Regions from separate parts of the Homo sapiens genome. Here regions 1, 2 and 3 are each linked to region 4. Evidence: chromatin loops called from intact Hi-C (ENCODE). Cell type or tissue: heart left ventricle. All regions are shown on one strand. Each heading gives the region's core, and the rest is flanking DNA. Links, peaks and the distances in the headings are about the cores only. Region 1 overlaps ETS2-AS1 (ETS2 antisense RNA 1). Region 2 overlaps ETS2-AS1 (ETS2 antisense RNA 1). Region 3 overlaps ETS2 (ETS proto-oncogene 2, transcription factor). Region 4 overlaps LINC02940 (long intergenic non-protein coding RNA 2940).

Region 1 (6,125 bases), core at 507-5,506, 60 kb before region 4:
TCAAGAATAAAGATCTTCAAGAATGTCATTTTTGAGCGTCTCTGGCATGACTAAAGAGGTCATGAATGCCCATCTCATGTGTATCTTCATGCTTTCCCTAAGGCACAGGCCATGTTTCTGAATTACATGTCAAGAGATATACACAGTCGAGGGAGTGACCAGCCATTACATTCCAAAAATAATCCCTGTGAAGTAATTATAATCTGTTTACCTTGATTTGTCCAGAACAACTTGGTCATCAAGCATCTCTCTTTATGATGCACCCGCATGGATTTTGGTAAAGTAGAGATTGTGGAGGACTGAATGTATCAAATATAGACAAAAGTGTCAGATAAGCTTTACAAATAAGTTTGCCACATTTTTTCAGGTGTAGGCAATTCTCGCTGACTTCACCGGGGCTGATCTGGAGTGATGTTAACTTACCCCAGTGAGCTTTGTCCTCTCAGCTTCGGGCTTCTGGGCCACTCCCAGTTGATGTCCTGGGGCACAAGAGATGGGGGAGATGGATAAGAACACAGTTCCCATCAGTTTCCAGGATGCCTCATTAGGAAGCTCTCTTTTTGGCCAGACCTGGGGGAGACACCATATAACACAATGCACCCCAGAGGAAAGGCAGTGAAGTTTAGCAGGGCTGAGCCATCCCCACTTGAGATACGAGGCTGGGCACCATTTTACACCAGTGATGACACCTCTAATGGGGTGGAAAGGTCACTTAGGCATGGCTATCTTCAACTCCACTATTGACCTTCCCCACCTCCACTCCTTTTCTGCCCTCCCTCTATAGTCTGGGCAGAAAGAAGGAAGAGATTTCTTCCAGAGGTCGTAAGATAAGCCACAGAAGAACTTCTCTCCACAAAGCCCCCATTTGTGGTCATGGAAGGCAGGCGAAGGTTGGTGCCCTTGGATGAGTGTCTCTTGCTCTGGAATGGAGGGCGGGCGCTGGTGCTAGCATTTCCCTCACCTTTGGAAACTCCCTTGGCTGTAAAGAGCAAGATGAGGCCAGGCGCAGTGGCTCACACCTGTAATCCCAGCACTTGGGGAGGCCAAGGTGGGTGGATCACGAGGTCAGGAGATGGAGACCATCCTGGCTAACATGGTGAAACCCCACCTCTACTAAAAATACAAAAAAATTAGCCGGGCGTAGTGGCGGCGCCTGTAGTCCCAGCTACTCGGGAGGCTGAGGCGGGAGAATGGCGTGAACCCGGGAGGCGGAGCTTGCAGTGAGCCGAGACTGTGCCACTGCACTCCAGCCTGGGCGACAGAGCGAGACTCCGTCTCAAAAAAAAAAAAAAAGAGCAAGATGAGAGGACACAGGCAGGGGCGGCCCCAGTGAAGCTGCCAGCTGGAGCCTCCATATCCCCTCCCCAGCCTTCCTGCAGATCCACTGCTGATGGTGTCACCCAGCCCCTTGCCTGCAGCCGAGGCCCGCTCCCCTCTCAGATGGCGCTCCACCAATCCCAAGAAAGGGGCGATGAGTCCCAAGAATGTCTGCCTTTTAATGGGTGCCAGTCCGGGCCCAAAGGGTTGTGGGAGAAACAATGAGCTGAAAGGGGCCCCTCTGATCTTTGGACTCACATCCTTCAGGGGGACTACAGGCTGCATCATTCATTCCTTCATTGATTCAATAACTGTTCATTGAGTTTCTGCTCTGTGTTCTCAAGGTTGAGAATTGGCAGCAAACAAGACAAACAGACTCTGCTTTCATGGTTTTGAGTACCTTGAGACCTACAGCCCCAAGCCAAGAAATCCAGCTTTCCCATCACAGCACAGGGTGCTATAAAGAACATCAGGTGGGTCATGGGCTGCAGAGCAACTGAATCCCCCTGAACACTCCCCCCGTTCAGGGAATGCCAAGCTAAGGCCTCAGTGAGGAAAAGGAGCCAGGTAAGTGAAAATACAGGGGGAAAGCTTTGTGTGGGGAAAACGTGCAAAGGCCCTGGGGTAGGTGGTCTGGAGTATTCAAGGAGCAGCGGGTGTTTTGCAGCTGCAGGGGAAGGAAGGAGGGATGTGCAGAGATCTCAGTGCAGCCCTTCACACAGGGCATCATGGGGGAGGCATGAAGATGGTCCCAACTGTCTTCTGAGGACACTCTCTGGTCTCATCTGGAGCCCCGAGCGTGGGCTTCTAAACCACTCAAGGGACCAGTGGAAAAACTTGTCTGATTCAAAACCCAGTGAAGAAGCCAGGGGTGTTGGCATGTGCCTGTAGTGCCAGCTACTTAGGAGGCTAAGATGGGAAGATGGCTCAAGCCCAGGAGTTCAAGGCCAGCCTGGGCAAAGTAGAGTCCCTGTCTGTCACAAAAGAGTAAAATTAAATAAATAAAATCAACCATGCACTGCTGTCCTCCTTGCACACCACTGAAGAGGCTCCTGCCTTCTTTGGCGGTCCCTCCATTCATATCCAGCATCATAAGATGTCAGGCACACATCTCAGCCTGCTGTATTCCCAGCAGAGGAGGCAGAGCCAGGACACCAGCCCATTCTTCCTAACTAATCTGCCGTTTAATTAGACCAGTTCTTCTCAACAACGGGGTGCTGTTTCACCCAGGGGACACTGGCAACCTCTGGAGGCATTTTTGGTTGGCACAAATGGGGCAGGGGTGCTTCTGGCATCTGGCAGGTAGGAACAGGGGTGCTGCTAACATCCTGCAGCACTGGGGACAGCCCCCCACACCAGAAAACCATCCCATCCAAAATGCTAACCCATAGATCAGAAGGAAGATGAGCCTGGGGAGAAAACTAGAGAGGATTTTGCTCCAGAAAAAAATGACCCACAATAAAGCTGGCTCAGCTCCTTTCAAAATTAAATACCTTCCTTCTTTGTCACACACTGGAAAACGAGCGAGTTTCTATTTCAGGCTGTGGGGTGAGTTAGCGTCGGCTTGGCCGGCTGTCTGGCAGAGGCTCCGATTCATCAATGACAGCTAAGTGTGGTTTGCTGTGTGTCAGGAGAAGGTCCAGGATGGGCTGGGGCAGGGAGTGTGGGGGGCAGACCACCCTCATCTCTGGGGCTGCTGGAGCTTCCGGAGCCTGGAGCACACCCAGCCTGCTTCTCCTTGTGGGAAGTGATTAAATGTGAAGCTTAAAGCTGTAAGGACTTCCTGGCATCGCGGGTTTTTACTTCTGAACTTGTTCCCCCCTCTCTTTACTTGCCCTCTGAAGCTCCCAAATTCAGGGCCAGGCACAGTGGCTCATGCCTATAATCCCAGCACTTTGGGAGGCCAAGGCAGGTGGACTGCTTGAGGCCAGGAGTTGGAGACCAGCCTGGCAATATAGCAAGACCCCATCTCTATAAAATAAATTAATTAAGCTCTCAAATCGAAAGCAGAGGTGTGTGTAGAAATACCCTTAAATAGATATGACAGTGATGTCATTGTACAACATAGCTGTCAGGGTGGAAGTGTGTCTCCCAAAATTGATATGTTGAAGCCTTAACCCATGGTAGCTCAGAATGTGACTCTGTTTGGACATGGGGTCTTCAGAGGGGTAACTAAAGTAAAGTAACGCTATTTGGGTGAGTCCCTAATCCAGTCTGACTGGTGTCCTCATAAGAAGAGGAGACAGAAACATACACAGAGGGATGAGCTTGTGAGGACACAGGGAGAGGACGGCATCTATGAGTCGAGGAGAGAGACCTCAGGAGAAATCTACCAGTCAGGAGAAACCAACCCTGCCACACTTTGGTCTTGGACTCCAGCCTCCAGAACTGGGAGACAATAAATTTCTGCTGTTTAAGACAGCCAGTCTGTGGTTCTTTGTTATGGCAGCCTTGGCAAACTAATCCCACATGCTTAGAGCTACGAGGGGTTCAGATATTCTCCTGTGCAACCTGCCCCCCAGGGTCACCATCTCTTTTATGGACACACTCTGAGAAGCCATCAGTCACTGTTGGGGATGGAGACCTCACTACGTCTCAAAGAAATTGTTTAGCATGGTATATTAGCTTTATCTTGCTGCTGTAACAAATTATTTTAATCTTGGGTGTTTAAGGAAATAGCAATTTATCCTCTCATGGTTCTGGAAGCCAGAAGTCCAAAACCAGTTTCCCTGGGCTAGCACCCTCCAAGGGCTGTGGTGGAGAATCTGTTTCCTTGCCTTTCCCAGCATCTAGAGCTACATCCCTTGCATTTCTTGGCTCCTGGTCCCTTCCTTCCTCCATCTTCAAAGCCTGTAGTGTAGCATCTTGCTTCCTCGATCAGATGGCCCTCTTCTGTCTATGTAAAATCTCCTTCTGCCCATCTCTTATAAGAACACTAGAGAGTGCATTTAGGGCCCTCCTGGATGAGCCAGGACAAACTCCCATCCCAGATCCTTAATTTAATCACATTTGCAAAGTCTCTGCCCTATAAAGTGATGTATTCACGGGTTCCAGAGATTAGAATGTGGGTATCTTTGCAGGAAGGGGGGATTCTTCAGCCTCACACACATTGGCCTCCTCTCCAGGGCTGAAAGTCACCTCTCCAGAGCTTCCAACCCATCACTCCTTGTTGTGAACTCTGCAGCAAATAACCCATGTCTAACTCTTCCTACTTGAGATCTTCCTCCAGCTTTCTGAGAACAGCTCAGGTGCACCTTCAAGGGTGCCCATTTCCAGACTGGCTGCCCCATGATTTCCCTCCTTCCTCATGGGCTATGGCCTCCCAAGGCCTCTGCAGCCTGTTTCCTCTCCAACAGACTTGAGTTGGTTAATAGCTCTCGAAAAATGTGGCAACAAGAATGGGTGAGATGCTGCAAGGTGACTCCACAGCCCAGAGAACAGCAGGTGCCTGCCCTTTAGTGCCGTAGGCTATGGGCCATGGGCCACAGAGCTTGCTTCAGCTTCAGTATCTGCATTTCACCTGCAAGGCACTGAGGCCCCATCACTGAAAAACCACAAGAGCAGAAATCTTCCACCTTGTCTACCACAGAGTTCCAGTTCCTAAGACACCGGCCTACTCCTAACTGGGGCTCAAAAAATACCTGTTGATGAAACAAATGTAGCATTAATTCTACTTGCCAAGTCTATGAGTAGATATTTATCTTTAATCTTCCAGAATTTCAACTTTGCCATGAATATAACATTTTTTGTCTCGTATAAACAATGGTTTGCGGAAAAACAAAAGAGGCTTTTCGATAAACAGAGAGAGCCCAGCCAGTGAAGCTTCAACACTTTTAAGATTCTAAGTCACTAGTTCACGGTTAATTCAAGTAACTACTTTGCAGACTGGAAGGGTGAAAAGAAGTGACAAAGACCCCTCTTCCTCCCACTTCAGTTAGGGGGTAGGGGAGAAAGAGAGAGAGGGGAACATTTATGGGACGATGGAAAGTCCAAAAGGAACCAAAAATTTTCCCACGTCAAAAAAGGCAGAGTCCAAAGAATAAGAGAAAAGTCTGATGAGGCCTGAATATCATCAGCTATTATAGAGGAACGAGTTTGATTTAATTGTAGCAGCTACACTTGTACACATTTGAGGTGGAGAAAAAACTGGACCTCCTGACACAGTCATGTTTTCATGTGAACAGGAAAGATTCTACTGCAGCAGGCCATGGGCCAGCCCAGACAACTGTCTGCAGCCAACACCTGCTGTGTGTACTTAGCTCTTCACTGGCAGCCTCACCTTCCCTGCACCCCACATCCTTAATGGGGGTGATGCTCTTTCCAAAGGGCAGAAAACTGGTTCTTAAGGGGTCAACAAATCTTAGACATCATAATGGTTTGTGGCCCTTTAAATTTTCATTCTCTACAGCACATTCTTACTCTTTAGTATTGAATTTCCTTTGTTGTGAGGAAATTAAATTAAGTTTAAATCGATTAGTTTTTCTTTCTGGGAGGTGATAAGGATGGAAAGGTTGTACAACAGGGCCCCAACCCACCCTGGCACCAGCAGCCCTGTCCACTGAGGAGTCTGAAGCTCACTCACACTTGGGCCTAAGTGTTTGACTGGGATGTCTGATGGATGGAACCTTTCCCACCAGCTGCCAGCCATGCTGCACAGAGGTGTGAGCATGTAGGGAGGAACCAATGCAGTGGGCCAGGGGTACCATCTTCATTGCTCCTCGAAGATGGTGGCTCTTTTCTCTGTTGCTGTGACATATGGCTTCTGCTAGTCACAAGCCTGTGGCCACATAGCTCCCATGTCTGGCTTC
Region 2 (6,125 bases), core at 486-5,485, 78 kb before region 4:
TAGAACTCATACCATCAGTTCTGGTTCTCAGGCCTTCAGAATCAAACTGGAACGGCACCAGCAGCCTTCCTGGGTCTCCAGCTTGCAGACAGCAGACTGTGGAACTTCTCAGCCTCCATAATCACATGAGTCAATTCCTTATAATAAACCTCTCTCTCTCTCGACAGGTAGATAGAAAGATAGATAGATAGATAGATAGACAGATAGATAGATAGATCCCTTTACAGCAGGTGGCAGCTAAGGAGGATCTTCCTAGTGGAGGCTGCATGAACATAAAGGGCAGCCCTAGTGCTGGATCCTGGCCCTTGCAGGTGAGACGGCTCTGATGAGCAGAGGAACACCAGGGTTCTCCGTCTCCAAATTAGATAAAATGACCTGGACATACATGGAGTGGTTTTAAGAAGCAGAGAGTTTAACAGGCAAGAAAGAAGGGAGAAGAAAGAAGGAAGAAGCTCCCCTGTTACAGACACAGAGGAATGGGGAGCTCCAAAGCCAAGAGAGAAGACCCCCTGTGCCACGGAAAAGTGGCTGCTTATATAAATAGGCTGGAGGAGGTGATGTCTGATTTGCATAGGGCTCAGGGGATTGGTTCCACCAGGCATGTCACTCACGTAGCCTGCAGAAAAAACTGGCCCTCCCACCCTAGTCTTTTAATATGCAAATACAGGGCACCATGATGTTCTACACACATGGGGATATGTGGGGGTGGCCATGTTGATGATAAGCACCCCTCCCCTCCCACCTCCCGCACACCCCCACCCCCCGCACCCCCCCACCCCATCTCCCCTACCCCCCCCCGAGAAAGCACACCTATCCTGTTTGGGTTTACCGCTTCTCAATCAACCACACGGGAGCGTGGGAAGACAACTCACAAACCTCTTTGTGTTTTTTTCAGGTTTTGAAGAGCGAGCTATAAGCTATATCGTTTTGCTTTGGAAAGACACTGGATTTAGAACCAGCTGCAGTCCTTTAACAACCTCTCTGACCCTCATTATCCATGTGGCCTTTGGCAACCTCTGTGAGCCTCAGTTTTCTTGTCTTCCCCCGCTATGGGGATGTCAGAGGCAACTCCAGGCGGTAACACACTGGAAAATGCTGCAAGTCCACAGTACTGGGTGGAGAGAAATTTATTGTTATTATTGTTGTTCTCTTTCACCCCAAATGGACAGCTTGATCTTTCCCTTAGGGAAACGCTTTCAAATAAAGTGATTATGTTTTGGAGACCTAGCAAAATGGATTTGGATAACTTCCATCAGGAGGGAGGAAGAGAGCCGGTGGCCTTTTGTTATGAGACCACAGGTAACCAAATGTTTGAAGGAAGGCGCCACGGAAGCCCCCTACCCCGCACACAGCTCTGGTTATCCACAAAGCCCCCACAAATGCTCACTGGTGGCCTGTACCGCTAAGAGCTTCTGTGCTGGCCCTCCCTAGCTGTCTGCCCTTTTTTTTTTTTTTTTTTTTTTTTGAGACGAAGTCTTGCTCTGTCGCCCAGGCTGGAGTGCAGTGGCGCGATCTCGGCTCCCTGCAAGCTCCACCTCCCGGGTTCACGCCATTCTCCTGCCTCAGCCTCCCGAGTAGCTGGGACTACAGGCGCCCGCTACCACGCCCGGCTAATTTTTGTATTTTTAGTAGAGACAGGGTTTCACCATGTTAGCCAGGATGGTCTCAATCTCCTGACCTCATGATCCGCCCGCCTCGGCCTCCCAAAGTGCTGGGATTACAGGCGTGAGCCACCGCGCCCCACCGCGTCTGCCATTCTGCTGAGATATCTATGTGCCTCATCACACAAAACCCCACCGTAGCCCTGAGCGGTCCTGGGTGCATAAATGCCCCGCTTACTTGGGAAGACGCATCTTGGTGGGGTAAGGCCTTTTCCACTTCCCCATGGCCAGGAAGACAAAGGACTAGGCCCAGAAGCCCCCGTGCCTAACATGGTGCCGTGCTGCCACTCATGAAGGCATCAGAGCATGCATGCCCTCACTGCACAGGTGGGGACCCAGAGCCCCCAAGAGGAGAAACGATTTGCCCAGGCCACCCTGGCAATCAGTGACCTGAGACCAGTTCCTACTCCTAGATCAAGGTCCCTTGGCTACTCAGACCTTCTCAAGAAGAAATTCTTGTTCAAATGGACTTTTCCCAAGTGCAGCCTGCTGTGTGCTCCAGGGCAGCCCTCCCACGGTGATTGGTTAACCCCGGGCTCTTCGTGTCAGGTGATTTACCCCACAGCCAGCTAATCTCACCTTTCCTAGACTCTCCCTTTCTTGGCCCACGTGCTGCCCGAGTGACACACTCAGTGCTGTAAATGAGGATGTCACGGTGTGTTCTCAGGTTTTACTGGAAGTGCAGCCCTTAACAAACAGTCTAGTAAACAGCCAGCCCAGGCAGTGCACACGTCAGCAGCCCTGCTCCAGGGCTCCAACGTCAGCAAAGGCGGGGCCCAGGCCTGGAAGCCAAAGCCCTTTCCAGCACCCCTCCTGTCACTGGGCCAGCCCCGCCTGCCTGCTGACTTCTGGAGCTCCCACACTCAAAACTGGGATCTGGGAGTTGTGCTCCCAGGCGACCACATTCCCTTCAGGGGTTGTGCAGAAAAACTGAACCAGAATATGGATAAAGATGCAGAAAATTGAGACTCTAAACTGAAATTGCATGAATGGCAGCCGGAACGTTTATTTCGTGCCTCAGTAACACAGGTCTCCTGTCTACACTGGTCCCATTTAAGATCTCCTTGCTAACTCATGACAAGTAAGAATGGTTTGCTTGTAAAAATCACAGTTCAGCAACAGTCCATAGGAGGACTAAATAATTTATTGAAAGAAAGAAGTGAAAACTCTTCAATAGAAATGTGAGGATGGGCACTCAAATTGGCTTCTTTAAAATATCAGCGAGAACGAAAATGATGACACTTAAGCACCGAAGCTACTACAATGTTTTGATAAGGGGTGAAAGGAGCCTTCTCCCTTTTATCAAAAAGTTCCCCATCTGTCGGCCCTGCAGAGGATCATGCTGATGGGAAACGGGCTACTAAGTAGGACCTGAAAGTGAATGTTGTCCTGAGTTCCAAATCAAACCACCAACAATAAATAACAAGTAATCATAACAATTACTATTGATTTAGCCTTGTTGAGACTCAGAAACCAATACCCCAAAATAGAGGGTTTTAACATGTCGAATTGAGGAAGCCTCAAGGTCTCTCTGACCTTCCCCTATACACACCGTCTTTCCCAAAGAAGCTGAAGTTTCTTTATCTGCCTAAGATCCAGACCTTCCAAGGAGAGCAATTATTCTTTCTTCCCCTTCCCACTTATCTTCTTATCTATGGCAGAAAAGAAGACCAAGGTGTGACCTGACCCGAGAAGACTCCAAGTATCATCTGAATTCCAAAGAAAGCTACTTACAAGGTTATTTCTGTTCTCCCATCCAATCATTCTCCCTGGCAATCATTTATTGCCCCTCAATCGAATTCCTCTTCTTCCCATTCCCATAACCTGTTTTACCGGAATCCAAACCCCCATACGTTCTGTAACCCCACAATGGTACATAAGTTTCTGTAACTCATTGGGAAGTTGGGGCTTCATTCTGAAGGCTTCTGTGCATACACGTTAAATAAGTTTTATGCCTTTTCTCCCATTAATCCATCTGCCTTATGCCTCTCAGCAGAACTTTAGGGGTCAAGAGCCTGTGGCCCCTACAGCCTTAACCCACTAAAATGTAAGTACTCAGAAGGCAAGGACTCTGTCTTGTTCCCAAAGGGGATCTCTAGCCCAAGACAGGCCTTGGCACGTGGCAGCTCAGTGCATGTTTTGAACAGGCGAGTGCATGCATGATGTTGTTCTGCCAGACACTGTATTTCACACTATGTGTCATTATTAAGTCTTTTATGCCCCATGAAACAGATGTGCTTCCTGTTTTATAGATGCAGAAAGGGAGGCTTGGGGAGGTTAGGAAACTTGTCCAAGGGTTCTCAGCTGTATAGTGGGAGCGCTTGGCTAGGCAGCATGGCCAGTCTCCTTCCAGAGCTTATGCAATTAACCATGGCATCAACCTCCCCTCCCTACATGCTACCATCTTCAGCCTAGGTCTCTGGACAGGTCCATGGGTCCCTAAGTCCTCTCTTTGATTGGGAAGGGGATCCCAGCACCCCTGGAATTGCATGCACAATGGCATGTGTCTGGGCTTATGGAGGCTGTGCTGGAGAGAGGGCCCATGGCCTTCAGATTTTCAGAGAAACCTGGGATCAAAAAAAGTTTGAGAATCACTGTCCTGGTTTCAGCACTGAAAATCCCACATCCTGGGATGCCTGCTGTTGGTAGCAGGCAGCATAGAGTCCCCAGAGGAGAAGATTGAGTTTACATTCCTGGCGGTTCTCCTATCTCAGCAGGAGGGAAAAGGCTATGGGAGGTGGGAACAGGGCACAAAGCTCAGAAATGGACTGGGGAAAGGCTGAGGAGGAAGTCCTGGGACAGAATGAGGTGATTGTGACAGCAGCGCTTCAACGTTCGGGGCAGAGGTTCCAACGCCAGATCCCTGCCGAAGGTACCTGCCTTCCCGCTTTCTCTTTAGTTGACGCCACTGTTTCTGGGACAAGTTGAGGAAGGAGCACCAGGCAGTAGAGGTTTCTGAGGAGTGAAAGCGTGGTCAGGAAGACCCCCTCACCCAAAATTCTGTGCTGATGTCTGTTTAGGCGAGTACCTAGGCCATGCGGGGTGATGACATCTGATATTGTGCTGGCATCATCCATAGTTCATGACCAATTCTCCCTCCCTCAACCACTGGGTGGTCCCTGGGGTGGGGGTCCCCAGGAACCCCCAAGAACAGGCCCCCTTGCAGACCAGCAGTTCTGGACAGGTCAGACTCTGAGGCCCACAGTGAGTAGCTTGCAAGAACATCCTGAAAGTGTCCCAAAGCCAATAGAGTGTCCCAAAGCCAACAGAGTCAGGAACATGAACTGTGTGTTTGATGCTCAGAACTGCATTCTGAGCGAGATATCTGGAGTGTGCTCCGGGGCCAAGTTCTCCCGTGACAGATGAGGGGATGGGGCTCTGAGATCACCCAGGTCGCTGCTACAGCTCCAGTCTGGCAACTGGAATTGATCAGCATTTACAGCTAGCTCCAGCCTGCTAAATCAAGAAAGTGAGGAAGGGCTGGCCTGACACATTTCCTTCACAGGCTCAACAATGGCTAGAACCTCCCAGGAGAGCCTGGGCTTCCTTGAGCCATATACCGTGGCAGCCCTATGGCCGGCACCGGCGTGAGTCAGTTTTTGAGATTACAAGGGGGTTGCTGGATGCTTCCTCCTCCACCTGTCTTTTGTTTCCTAAATTCAGGGTGCTTTTGTCCCTGAAGCCCTTTGGAATGTGTGGCTCCAGCTTCCCCAGCTGCTTTTCACCCTAAGGACCAGGCAGCTGCAGACTTCCAGAGACAACAACAGGGAATTATAGGTGTGAGTCCTTCGAGAGGCAGTTCTCCCAAAGCAAGCCCCACTTCCTAAAAGCAGCCACACTTGTCGCTCAAGCAAGGCAGGGAGGAGCATGGACAATGGTGTCAGAGCCACTCCCTTTTGAACATTTGCCTCTACAGAACCTGGCCGGGGCCATGGGATGCCCTGTTTGGCTACCTGAGGCCTGAATCTATCGGGATCTGTAAGAAGCGACCACTGACATTGAGAATGGCACCAGCCATCTCCAGAAGGAGCAGGTCATCTGACTCACTGGCCACACACTTCGCTTGTGGAAGAAAGCCCGAGGCTACCTGGATGAAGAAAGGCATTTGTGCTAAATTAGGCAGTTTACAGACCTAACACCATAAAGCAGCCACAGGGCTCCCTTCTCTCCTCTCAAAATTCTTAAGGTGCCAAAGACGCCCCCACCCACCAGCCTCTTCAATTCCAGGCAGAACCCAGCCCTGTGCCTGGCTGTCATCAAGGGCACCAGGCTGGTGTTTTGGCAACAAACCAGCTTTCAAAGTGACATCAAATTGCTGTGAATCACCCGATCTGATTCAAATGAGGGCTTAGGTGGATTTAGAGATAGCTGATTGCCTCAGATGAATGCACAATTGCCTCAGAAAGTAATTTACCTCTGGGAGTTTCAGGTACTAAACATTTAGAGTTTGCATTTAAACTCTAA
Region 3 (5,000 bases), core at 1-5,000, 170 kb before region 4:
CCCTCTCTGCTGCATAAACATTTTATGTAGCTTCTATCATCATTCCTTTTGGGAACATTCTTTAGTAGCACAAACTGGTAATCTCCCACTTGTCTTCTCCAAATATGACAGCAAGATTTGATTGTTTTCAGTATTATGTAGTAAACATGTTTCAGAAGCATGATTTTAAAATTGGCCTCCTCAAAGTTTAGCGTCTTGCATAATGATGATGTACGTCTCTGGCATATTACATTTTCCTTTGTATATCATTATTGAGGTTATTTGTCTGATATGACCCAAAGAGGCAAAACTCAGCACAGTCCTTTCTGCAGTATTCTAAAGGTCATCAAACTTCAGCCTAGTGAGTCTGCTTGTTTGATTTGGCCGGACATTTTAAGCATGGCAGAAGTGGTACAAGAAATCATGGTATTAAGTTGAAACCACACCCCTTAGAAAAATCCTTCTATTAATTCAAATAATTTGACGATGCTTATGCGGTTTCTGAAAAGAAGCAGTCGTTGCTGAAATTGATGTGTTGAAATAGGAAGCACAGATTTGTATTGTCTTTTGGCTTCCTGGCTTTAAAAAAAAAAAAAAAGAATTTACGGTTAGGAAAGGCATTTCTTAGTCACCTGGGCAATGCTTGTGGGAACTTTAAAAGTTTATTGGAGGTTTCACCAAAATTAGCTCTGCTCTAAAGTAGTTTGTAAATCCAGATGAGTAATTTGCACTTGCCTGATTGATCGGTTTTCCTCGTAGATCTCAGGCAGTTGGTCATCATTGACTTGGATTTTTTTGGGCTGGGCTCCAGCCTCTGCCTGCCCTCTTTTGTAATGCGTCATTCATTGTTCTGCATTTCTAAAAAGAAAGCGGGTAACCGATTTTATTTGTAAATGTGTTACACATTTTCTTATTGATGACTCAACAGATGGGTCATTGTATTACACATAACATGGGATTTCCAGCTTATGTTGGAAAAATATAGTCTTTCTTCACGTGTTCCTCAACAATTTAGGCGATGATGAATCCAGATATTATCGGTTACTTTCAAATGAGTCTTACATTAAAAGGTATTTCTTTCATAAATGTTATGTAAGATGCTCAGAAATCGAGTTAGTGTAAGGTTTTATCTTTCTGTGTGTCTCTTCTTTTCTGCAGATAGTTTAGTTTAACTTTAAACCTATTTCCTTTGGAAATCTTTCCCCTTAGTAGGTGATTTGGGTTTTTTTTGTTTTGTTTTATTTGTTTTTTCGTTTTTGGTTTTAAGCAACAGGGTCCTTCTCTGTTGCCCAGGCGGGAGTACAGTGGCTTGATCGTAGTTCACCGCAGACTTGAACTCCTGGGCTCAAGTGATCCTCTGGCCTCAACCTCATAAAGCACTGGGGTTACAGGCATAAGCCACCCCGCCTGGCCTGGGGGCGGGGAGGGGGTTCATTTTTAAGACACTTTACTTGTTATAAAATGAAACGTTAAGGAATTTTGTCATGTATTACTATTTTCCAAACCATTGGAATTGATGTGGAAAAGCATCTCTAGTTTCAGTTAAATTGTTTCATGGCAAACATTTCAAAATAAATGCTTCCAAAGATAAAGTAGTGTATTTCATTGTTTGATTTTTCAGTGTTTATCGGGTCATTTGCCTTTTAACTGCATTGTGCTCAGACGGCCTTGTCAAGGGTCATTTTTCTTACACACACAGCCTAGTTGAATTTTTCTCAATGTAACAGGAGGGTCAGGTGTTTGGTAAAGGGGTCTCTGAGGCTCCTCTCGACACCATTGTAAGATTCTGTTATTTTCAGATTTGTGTATTTAATATATTAACTTAAGTGGATTAGGCCACTAAAACAAATTCCCAGTCACTCCGACTCTGTGAGGTTACTTAAATAAATCCACAGTGGCCGGGCACCGTGGCTCACGCCTGTAATCCCAGCACTTTGGGAGGCCAAGGCGGGTGGATTACACGAGGTCAGGAGTTTGAGACCAGCCTGGCCAACATGGTGAAACCCTGTCTGTACTAAAAATGCAAAAATTATCCAGGCGTGGTGGTGGGCGCCTGTAGTCCCAGCTACTCGGGAGGCTGAGGCAGGAGAATCGCTTGAACCCAGGAGGGGGAGGTTGCAGTGAGCCAAGATTGCACCACTGCACTCTGGCCTGTGTGACAGAGTAAGACCTGTCTCAAAATAATAATAATAATAATCCACAGTAAAATACAATCATTTCAGTCACTTTGACCATTTTACGAGTCTGTTTTAAGGACTGACTGGTTGATTCCATGTTTGCTTCAAAATTGCCAGTTTAATCAGGGACTATTGGTAGGATTGCCCACAGACCACTTTTACAACAGGTAATTCAATCAGTTTAAATATTGTATTTCCATTTTTTTTCCATCTGTTTTTGCAGCGCCAGCCAGCCTTTGACACCTTTGATGGGTCCCTGTTTGCTGTTTTTCCTTCTCTAAATGAAGAGCAAACACTGCAAGAAGTGCCAACAGGCTTGGATTCCATTTCTCATGGTAATTGGTTCCTCAGACTTGACAAATTGTGCATGATTTTCCTAAGTAGTTCAGTTAATAAAGAGATGACAGTTCCTAAGTGAGAAATGTTGGTATCTGGAATCTTTGATATGAATAGCCAGAAGTTCTGGACCTGGGAGAAGGCAGTTTTTCATTTGTATCAACTTGGTGATTCTGATGTGGATTCTGATGTCTTGAGTGCCAGACGCCCCCCAGTGAGCCGCTGTTAGGAAACTGCAGGGGAACCCCTGAGCTGCCCCTCCTGGATGTTTTCAACATTGGCAAGCAGGTCCTCATCTCCCTGCTCTGCCCTGGAAAACAGACAGAAGAGTAGACATTAAAACACACCCAAACTTGTAATTTGGGTTTGCATCATTAGTTAAATCATCTCCCCTGCCCTGAGTTTTGGGGCAACAAATTGTTCTTTGTAATCCTTACCCATCGGTAGTTCTTTCTGTAGTTCTTCGTGTCATTGTTTATTCTTCTTAAAGGAATAGCACGTCAGATAATGTTCATACAATTACTGTGACAGAGCTATTAGTTGGAAACATGCCAGAGATGACTGTGTCATGTGAAGTAGGTGCTGAGAATACAGGCCAGAAAATTAATTAAAACGCATACACTGGCGTAAGCATAACCCTGCATGGCAGCCATTTATCATTCTTGAAATTGCTGAGGGTGTCTGGAGAAGATTGTTTTTCAATAAAAATGGAAGGTGTGGTTCCATTACCGTGCTAAGTGCGGCACATTCATATCACACTCACTTCTCAGCTCTACGCCTAGTTTAATGGAAGTGACTTCCAAATGATACAGTCCCTTCAGCCTTTTGACCAGAAACCATGCAACTGTTTTCATTGCCTACAATTTTAAAATAGACTTAGCAGTTTTCCCTACGCACAACTGCTTTGTGACGCTTTGCAAAATAGAATCAAATCTGAGTTTTATTTTAGATTTTTTTAATAAGTATAGTTCTGAGATATATATTTTCTCAATTATAGTCAGAAAAGTTTTTTGTTAATAGTTACACTGTTTTAAGGAATCATGCCAAGGTTTGAGATCAAAATTGTTCTTTTCCAAAAACTAAGATGTCTCTCCTAAATCTCCACCTGATATCACCAACTTGAAGTCCTAATGTCCCCATGGGGGGTTTCCTTCCAGACTCCGCCAACTGTGAATTGCCTTTGTTAACCCCGTGCAGCAAGGCTGTGATGAGTCAAGCCTTAAAAGCTACCTTCAGTGGCTTCAAAAAGGAACAGCGGCGCCTGGGCATTCCAAAGAGTAAGTACTGCTTTCCTGAGCCTGCACTGGGTGAGAAGAACCAACTTCAGTGCAGTTGTTTGATCTTGACTTGTTTATTAAGCTTTTGCTTGGGGTATTCTGCAAAGAGTAGCATGGATGTCGTTAACCTGAGCCAGTTTCTGTTTCACCCCAATCAACCCAAGACTTGATCCAGAACTCATTAAATATGTAGTAGAAGGACGCATTACTGGTGTCTTGAAATGTGCCTGGGTCGTGTCAGAATGGTGACGTGTCATCATGGTATCTTGCTCATTCGTGGGTTCTGGTGTATGTCGGTACTTGGTGCATAAATTAGGGATGACAGTGGTCTCACTACCTTTCCACTGTTTTTACCTCATGTGTTCCATTTTTTCTTCTCTCCTGGTAGACCCCTGGCTGTGGAGTGAGCAACAGGTATGCCAGTGGCTTCTCTGGGCCACCAATGAGTTCAGTCTGGTGAACGTGAATCTGCAGAGGTTCGGCATGAATGGCCAGATGCTGTGTAACCTTGGCAAGGAACGCTTTCTGGAGCTGGCACCTGACTTTGTGGGTGACATTCTCTGGGAACATCTGGAGCAAATGATCAAAGGTACCAGCTGAACGTCTTACTTCTCCTTGTCCAGGATGAGCTGTGGCCGGGAAGACTGATTGGGAAAGTCACGTGGGTGTTCTTCAACCTTAGGGTTGCCACTTGAAATGACATAGAGTACCTTGCCTCAAAATGCCACTCAAGTGAGTCAGATATATGGCAGTGATTATAGATTTTTATCCCACTTTATGTGAGTGTGTGTGTGTGTGTGTGTGTGTGTGTATAGCATCAAGTATAGCCACAAGGTAGTAGCCTTAGTCACTAAATTGTTTGCTATTGCTGGCTGTATTCATCACGGGAGTCCATGTTGACTCAGATATGTAGGACAGCAAGAATTCCCACGTCTTCTGAGCTCACCTTACAGAGCTAAGAGATATGGCAGCCTTAATGAAAGGGGGGAGCCTTTACTCACATAAACCCTGTGAATTCTACTGTAAATTTTCCTACATCCAAATGGAATGTATTTTGGATGTTGAGGATTGTTGAGGGGGCGGGGTCTGTTTTTAAACAAGTGAGAAATTGATATATATTTACACGCTATCATATTGTACAGAAACTGGCCATTGATCAGTAGAAATCTCACCAAATACAGAGAAAGTCTTGATTCAAAACTTAAAATAGCAGGGAGACCAATGTTTAAAA
Region 4 (6,125 bases), core at 534-5,533:
CAATCCACCTGCCTTGGCCTCCCAAAGTGTTAGGATTACAGGCGTGAGCCACTGCGCCCGGCAACTTTAATAATTTTAAATCTAAATAGCCACATGTGCTTTGTGGCTAGCTTCCTGGATGGGGCGGGAAGGACATTGATAGGCAGCTCACGGGAGCACTGGGCAGGAGGCCGTCTGGATTCAAATACAACAGCCCTGTGCTGTCCACGTGTGGTTGTGGGAATTCACTGAGACGACTTAGCAGGAGCCCCACACTCAGTTTCGGGCACAGTGTAGATTCTCAGGAAAGCAAGGCCGTGTTGTTCTGATGGAACCCAAGGTTTGGGGTCTAGATTAGGCCAGCTTCAGCTTCTCCATCCCCCTGGTTTCTACACTCCTTCAGGCTCTTCCTAAGTCAGGCACTGTAGCAGGCTGGCTTGTGTCCTCAAAAAGGATATGTTTAAGTCCTAACCCCTAGTACCCATGAATATGACCTTGTTTTGAAATAGGGTCTTTGCAGATGTGATCAGTTTAAAGGTCTTGAGATGAAATCATCCTGGATTGAGGGTGGGCCCTCCATCCAAAGACTGGGTGCTCTTATTTTAAGTTCAAAAGTACAACCGCAGGTTTGTTATATAGGCACACTTGTGTCATGGGGGTTTGTCGTACAGATGATTTCATCACCCAGGTATTAAGCCTAAAACCCATTAGTTGTTTTTCCTGATCCTCTTTTTCCTCCCACCCTCCAAAAGGCCCCAGTGTGTGTTGTTCCCTTCCGTGTGTCCATGCGTTCTCATTATTTAGCTCCCACTTATAAGTGAGAACATGTGGTATTTGGTTTTCTGTTTCTGTGCTAGCGTGCGAAGGATAATGGCCTCCAGCTCCATCCACGTCCCTGAAAAAGACACGATCTCGTTCTTTTTTATGGCTGCGTAGTATTCCATGGTGTGTATACACCACATCTTCTTTATCCAGTCTACCATTGGTGGGCACTTAGGTTGATTCTGTCTTTGCTATTGTGAGTGCTGCCGCAATGAACATTCCCTTACATGTGTCTTTATAATAGAATGATTTATATTCCTTTGGGGATGTACCCAGCAATGGGATTGCTCAGTTGAACGATATTTCTGTCTTTAGGTCTTTGAGGTATCGCCACACTGTGTTCCACAATGGCTGAACTAATTTATACTCCCACCAACAGTGTAAAAGTGTTTGAAAGGGGTTACATTCCTTAGCCCCATCATGAGGACCTGGTTCAGTGAGCAGAGTTGAGGGAAGGTAAAACAGGACCTAGAAATGGCCACAGCTAGAGCGCCACCCGAGCTGCCAGGACCAGGCTGGACTCTGCACACGAGGTTGTCCGGGGCAGGGCAGGGCCAGGGCATGCCTGGAGCTGCCACCACTGTAGCACAGAACACGGGGTCTTAACCTGGGTGAGGAGTCAGGAGGTCTGTGAACTTAGATAGGAAAGAAATTCCATTTTTATTTTCCCTGACTTCTAACTACATGTTGGCCTTTTCTTCCTCGCAAAGTCTTAACCTGGGTGAGGAGTCAGGAGGTGTGTGAACTTAGATAGGAAAGAAATTCCATTTTTATTTTCCCTGACTTCTAACTACATGTTGGCCTTTTCTTCCATTAGGAACACAGGCAATGAAGCACACTGTGGGGGACACACCTGTGATTGTCGAAATCACGGATATTTTCATACTGCATTGCAGCTGTTGCCAGTATCATCAGTGACTTTCATCCTTCTCTCTGCTTTGTAATTATGGTGGTTATAAGGCGGACAACTCAATCTTGTCTTAAGCTATTAATAAAAAACATGTGCACTATCATATCACAGTTGGGAGGGCGGGGTGGGGATTGTTACATTTTGTTACATTTTGTTAGCTGTATTTCAACATACTGGTTTCCTTGGGAAGCCCATGTACTTTTTTTCATGCATTTGAAGTCTGAATTCTGAGAAAGGGTCCATAGGCTTCCCTAGGCTGCCGCAGGGGTTCATGACACAGAACAGGGTAAGAGCCACTGGCATGGACACTAGAAACCTACACCAATGCTGTTGTATCACTTTTCAGACAAGCTCTGTGCAGTCGGAATTTTTTAAAGATGCACTGTCACTTGAGGAAGACAGGTGATCTTCCTGCGGCACAAATAGAAGCAAAGAGATTTCTCTTCTTCTCTGTAGAGCAACACAATTGATAAATGGCCGATAATCTCCACCAAATTGGCAGCAGTAGGCTGCCCGAAGGCAGCAGGCATATTCGTCTTTGTGAATTGTTTTACTATGATGCTGTCACATTTCCAGGAATAAGACGGTTAAAATGATATATTGTTGTGGTTTGGCATTTGCAGCTTTGCTCTGACTTCCCTGGTAACTGCCAACATCTGCAAATTATTATGTGCTTAAAAAAAAAATCAACCGCCACCGCAGGCTGCCCCCACGGTCCCTGGCTGGGCCAGGCCTCCTGCCAGGCCACAGGGCAGAGTTCTTGGACCAGGAGGCAGCAGGGTCAAAACCCAGGTTGCCTAGGAAGCCCCCAAAGACAGTTATGGATAGAGCTGGGAGCCCGAAACACATGCGGCAGTCTCTCAGTTTCCAGGTACCGGTTCTCACATCATCCATGCATGTGTTTGAGGAAAAACAAAAAAAAATTGATGGTTGCCAAAAACAAAAATGCTTCCATATCAAAGTTTATCAGTGTCAATGTCAAGAGACTTCTGGTTCGTAGACTCATTTTGGCTTGAGGCCACCAGAAGTGAACTCTGGTTTCTAAATGCAGAAGCAGAGGCACTGGCCGATCATGGAAGATGCAGGGAACTGTTCAAGAGGCCCAAGCCTGGTGCTCAGAAACTTGGCAGGATCAAGCATCTCGCCCAGGAATTCATCCCCTGCTTGTCTAAGCCGGCTGGCTCTCGTGACTGACTCGGAACAACAGAGCAGATGTTTGCGTGGGAGGCAAGCCTCACCCAACATCTGTCCTGCGGCGGGAAGGCCTGGGTGTTCACAGATAGAGCTGGAGTTCCCCGGTGGGTGGCACAGACAATTAGCTGGGGCTGCCTCACATGTAATCTAATTACAGGGGAAACAGGCTCAAACACCGGGTGATAAGCAGCGCAACTGTTTCGGGTGACTCTGTAATTTTTCCTCCATTAATTTTCTCCATAACGCACATGATTGTCATAAGGGTTAATTAAAAAGAGCGTGAGTGGCCTCATGTCACATGTAGCTGGACCAGAAAGTGTTGAGTACCTGCTCATGCGTGCAAGAGGAGGAGGGAGGAGCACATCACTGAACTTCACATGAAATTGGATACCCGGGATTAGAGACAGTAGAGGGTTTTGGTGAAATCAGATACACATTGCAAAGCAGCACACCGCGATAATTCAATTTGGATATACTGACATGGACTGTATAAACAAGGAGAATGGAAGGCAAAAGGGTGATTCCAGGGAGGCTTCCTGGAGGAGGTGAGCTCTTCAAAGAGGTCATGTGCACAGGTAGAGGAAAGAAATAGAAAAAAAAAAAAAAAAGAGCACTAGAGCCAAGGACAGGAAGGATCACAACCATAGGGACAAGGATCCAAAACCATGAGGTTAGAACCTGAAGACAAGGAACCAGACTCAAGGAAAAAGTTTCCTTCAAAGATAACGGCTGATGGGTGCAAGGAGGTATCGAGGGATAGAGGATGTCCAACCCCAAGCTATAAGCAAAAGTCCAACAACTGATATCTCTTGTTTGCAACCCATCTCAAAGCCACCAAGCCTTGTGTAAACATCACCCAGAGTGGCCAAGACACCAAGTGAGCAGAGCCTGGTGACATCTAGGATTTGCACATAGCAGGCGATGAATAAACCCATGCTGTCTGACTTCGGAACTTTGACCTCAAGTTCATCACCTCTAGTATTTGTGGATGAAGTCAATGATAGAGTTAGTTCTTGCTTGTTCATGAAGCGGATGGTGCATCATTCTAAGCAATGCATAACATATCTGTTTTTAAAATGTTTTTATATGCATCTTGGATCACATTAAAATTACTTTGCATTTTGGACCATACAACAACTGATGGGGTTGGGAGTAGGGAGTGGACACTCCAGCCCTTCCTGCACTGAAAGAATGGATGTGCAAGCCACATGCTCTAAGAGGGTGGAGGCATCCTCTTACCTAAATACTAGACTGGCATCAGCAGCTGCAATCCCCGATCTAGTTGCCTTGCTGGCAGTATCTCAACCAATTGTTTTAATTTGAGACTTCATAATGACAATCCAAAGCTCACTTGATTATGATTATCACTGAGGAAGGCATTATTCAGAGTGTAGCAAATAGATAATATAGCTTTATCTACACAGCATCGCTCAGAGTGCAGCAAGTAAATCATATGGCCTGATCTACACACACACAAACACACACACATGAAGTCAGGAATATCTGACAGTGCAGTTCTAGTGTCCCCAAGCCTGTGATGGGTGTGCAAGATAGCGCCGTCCTGGGTCTGGCCCGATCCACGGGCGTTTGGATTCTGGGTTGGCTCATCCCCTGGGCTTTCTCTGCTTCTGTGGATCCCACTCCAGAGAGTGCTGGCATCGCCTCTTTCTTCAGGCTCTGAAGCCTCTTTCAATTCAGAACTTGAAATTCATTGCAGAGAACCCTCAGTCGTTTTGTCTGCAATCAAGTGACGGTGACTGCATTAGTCCCTGGGGCTGCCATAACAAAGCACCACAAACGGGAGGCTTAAAACAACAGGAATTTATTCTCTCACCGTTCTGGAAACCAGAATTCTGAAATCAAGCTGTCGGCAGAGTTGGTTCTCTCGAAGGACTGGGAGGGAGAATCTGTTCCCTGCCTTGCCTTTAGATTCCGCTGCTTCCAGCAGTCCGTGGCTGTCACATGGCCTTCTCCCTCTGGAGTGTGTCTCTGTGTCTGTCCTCCTCTTCTTGTGATATCACGAGTCATATTGGAATAAGGGCCCACCAGACACCAGTATGATTTCATCTCAGCTAACTGCACTGGCAGTGACCTTATTTCCAAATAAAGCCAAATGCTGAAGCAGCAGGGGTTAGGACTTCAATGTGTCTCTCGCAGGGACACAATTGAACCCACAGCAGTCAAATACATAGTCCTTATTAACCATACATGTAGGTCTGCTTTCTGCTGTGTCTAACAGATGCGCTTTTCTGTCCGAGGTTGAAAATTAAGGCAGCTTCCTCCCTGCCAGGGTACCCCCTGCACAGGCCCCTGCCACAGCTGGTGGTTACTAGAAGTCTTTCATACTCTTCAGTCCTGTGACAATAATTTCGTGTTTCCATGCACCCATATACAGACCCTAGCGCTTTTGGCAGGAAGAGAAGAATTTCTAAGTTGAGGCTGTTTAAAAGCGTCTCCCCAGTGAAGGGTCACCAGATTTAGCAAATAAAAATACAGGACACCTAGTTAAATTTGGATTTCAGATAAACAATGAATAATTCTTCAGGATAAGCATGTCCCATGCAATATTTGGAACACATTTACACTATAAAAATTACGAAAGTTCATGTTGCTGGGTGTCCTGTATTTCATCTGGCAAGCCTACACTGCCGGCACCAGAAAGTCCTTGAAGTGAGTCTCCTGATCCTTCTCCACCCCCACCCTCAGTCCTGGCTCCATCTGCCCTAGAGGCTGAGGGCTTTCTATGTAACCCCCATGGAGACAGGGCATTATAAGATGCAAGGATGTGAATGGAAAAAAATCACAAGATCTATACATCTGGAAAGGGGATCTTTATTTCTTCTAAAGGATTACAGCCTGCAGGGTGGCCATTCTGACAGGCCGGGAGACGCAGCCTCTGGCAGAAACAGCTGGCAGGCACCTGGAAGGAGGCGGTGTTGCAGCAGGAGCCTCATGCTGAATTGAGCTGGCCAAACATACATATTCAGGTTCCAGGAGGAGCTATGAATATTCACAAAGAGAGTCCTGAGCCGTGCCCACTGAACATGCACGTTACATGCGTCCCATGTTCACTTTGGGGTGGAGGCTTCACATTTAAAAGCATTACAATGAGTCCCTACACGTCAAAAGGTGAGGCAGGGACTCGAAGGCATACAAGTGTGCAGCTTCTATAATCAGCCTGAACCAGGTCTATGGTTGGTGGTCTCTTACCAGGAGACTG

Evidence for each region. Peaks named below come from ENCODE experiments on the same cell type or tissue, not always from the same donor. Only the 100,000 strongest peaks of a DNase experiment are listed, where the experiment ranks them.
Region 1: it touches region 4 in a loop (2.4-fold over the local background); 31 of 110 quality-filtered maps call a loop at or near these places.
Region 2: it touches region 4 in a loop (2.5-fold over the local background); 19 of 110 quality-filtered maps call a loop at or near these places.
Region 3: it touches region 4 in a loop (3.0-fold over the local background); 32 of 110 quality-filtered maps call a loop at or near these places.

The regions. Positions count from the first base shown.
Region 1 is chr21:38,923,215-38,929,339 of GRCh38, forward strand. ETS2-AS1 (ETS2 antisense RNA 1) reads right to left here. Exons shown (of 4, transcript NR_120405.1): 2 at 424-479. Among named protein-coding and RNA genes, the nearest start is that of ETS2-AS1, 12 kb to the right of the region's middle. In heart left ventricle, for the core only: no CTCF peak of the experiment used is centred there; a DNase peak (open chromatin) is centred at 2,957; H3K4me3 peaks cover 820 bases; H3K27ac peaks cover 1,170 bases.
Region 2 is chr21:38,904,943-38,911,067 of GRCh38, forward strand. All of the region lies in intron 2 of ETS2-AS1 (ETS2 antisense RNA 1), which reads right to left. Among named protein-coding and RNA genes, the nearest start is that of ETS2-AS1, 30 kb to the right of the region's middle. RefSeq lists an enhancer at 2,034-2,573. In heart left ventricle, for the core only: no CTCF peak of the experiment used is centred there; a DNase peak (open chromatin) is centred at 2,459; H3K27ac peaks cover 3,083 bases.
Region 3 is chr21:38,810,624-38,815,623 of GRCh38, forward strand. It overlaps ETS2 (ETS proto-oncogene 2, transcription factor), which reads left to right. Exons shown (of 10, transcript NM_005239.6): 3 at 2,380-2,491; 4 at 3,650-3,769; 5 at 4,158-4,358. Among named protein-coding and RNA genes, the nearest start is that of ETS2, 7.2 kb to the left of the region's middle. RefSeq lists enhancers at 290-1,489, 3,221-4,007, 3,404-4,603. In heart left ventricle, for the core only: no CTCF peak of the experiment used is centred there; no DNase peak of the experiment used is centred there; H3K4me3 peaks cover 722 bases; H3K27ac peaks cover 2,625 bases.
Region 4 is chr21:38,982,852-38,988,976 of GRCh38, forward strand. It overlaps LINC02940 (long intergenic non-protein coding RNA 2940), which reads right to left. Exons shown (of 7, transcript XR_007067867.1): 6 at 4,740-6,125; 7 at 2,500-4,642. Among named protein-coding and RNA genes, the nearest start is that of LINC01700, 8.1 kb to the left of the region's middle. RefSeq lists an enhancer at 2,714-2,883. In heart left ventricle, for the core only: no CTCF peak of the experiment used is centred there; DNase peaks (open chromatin) are centred at 2,457 and 2,920; H3K27ac peaks cover 1,791 bases.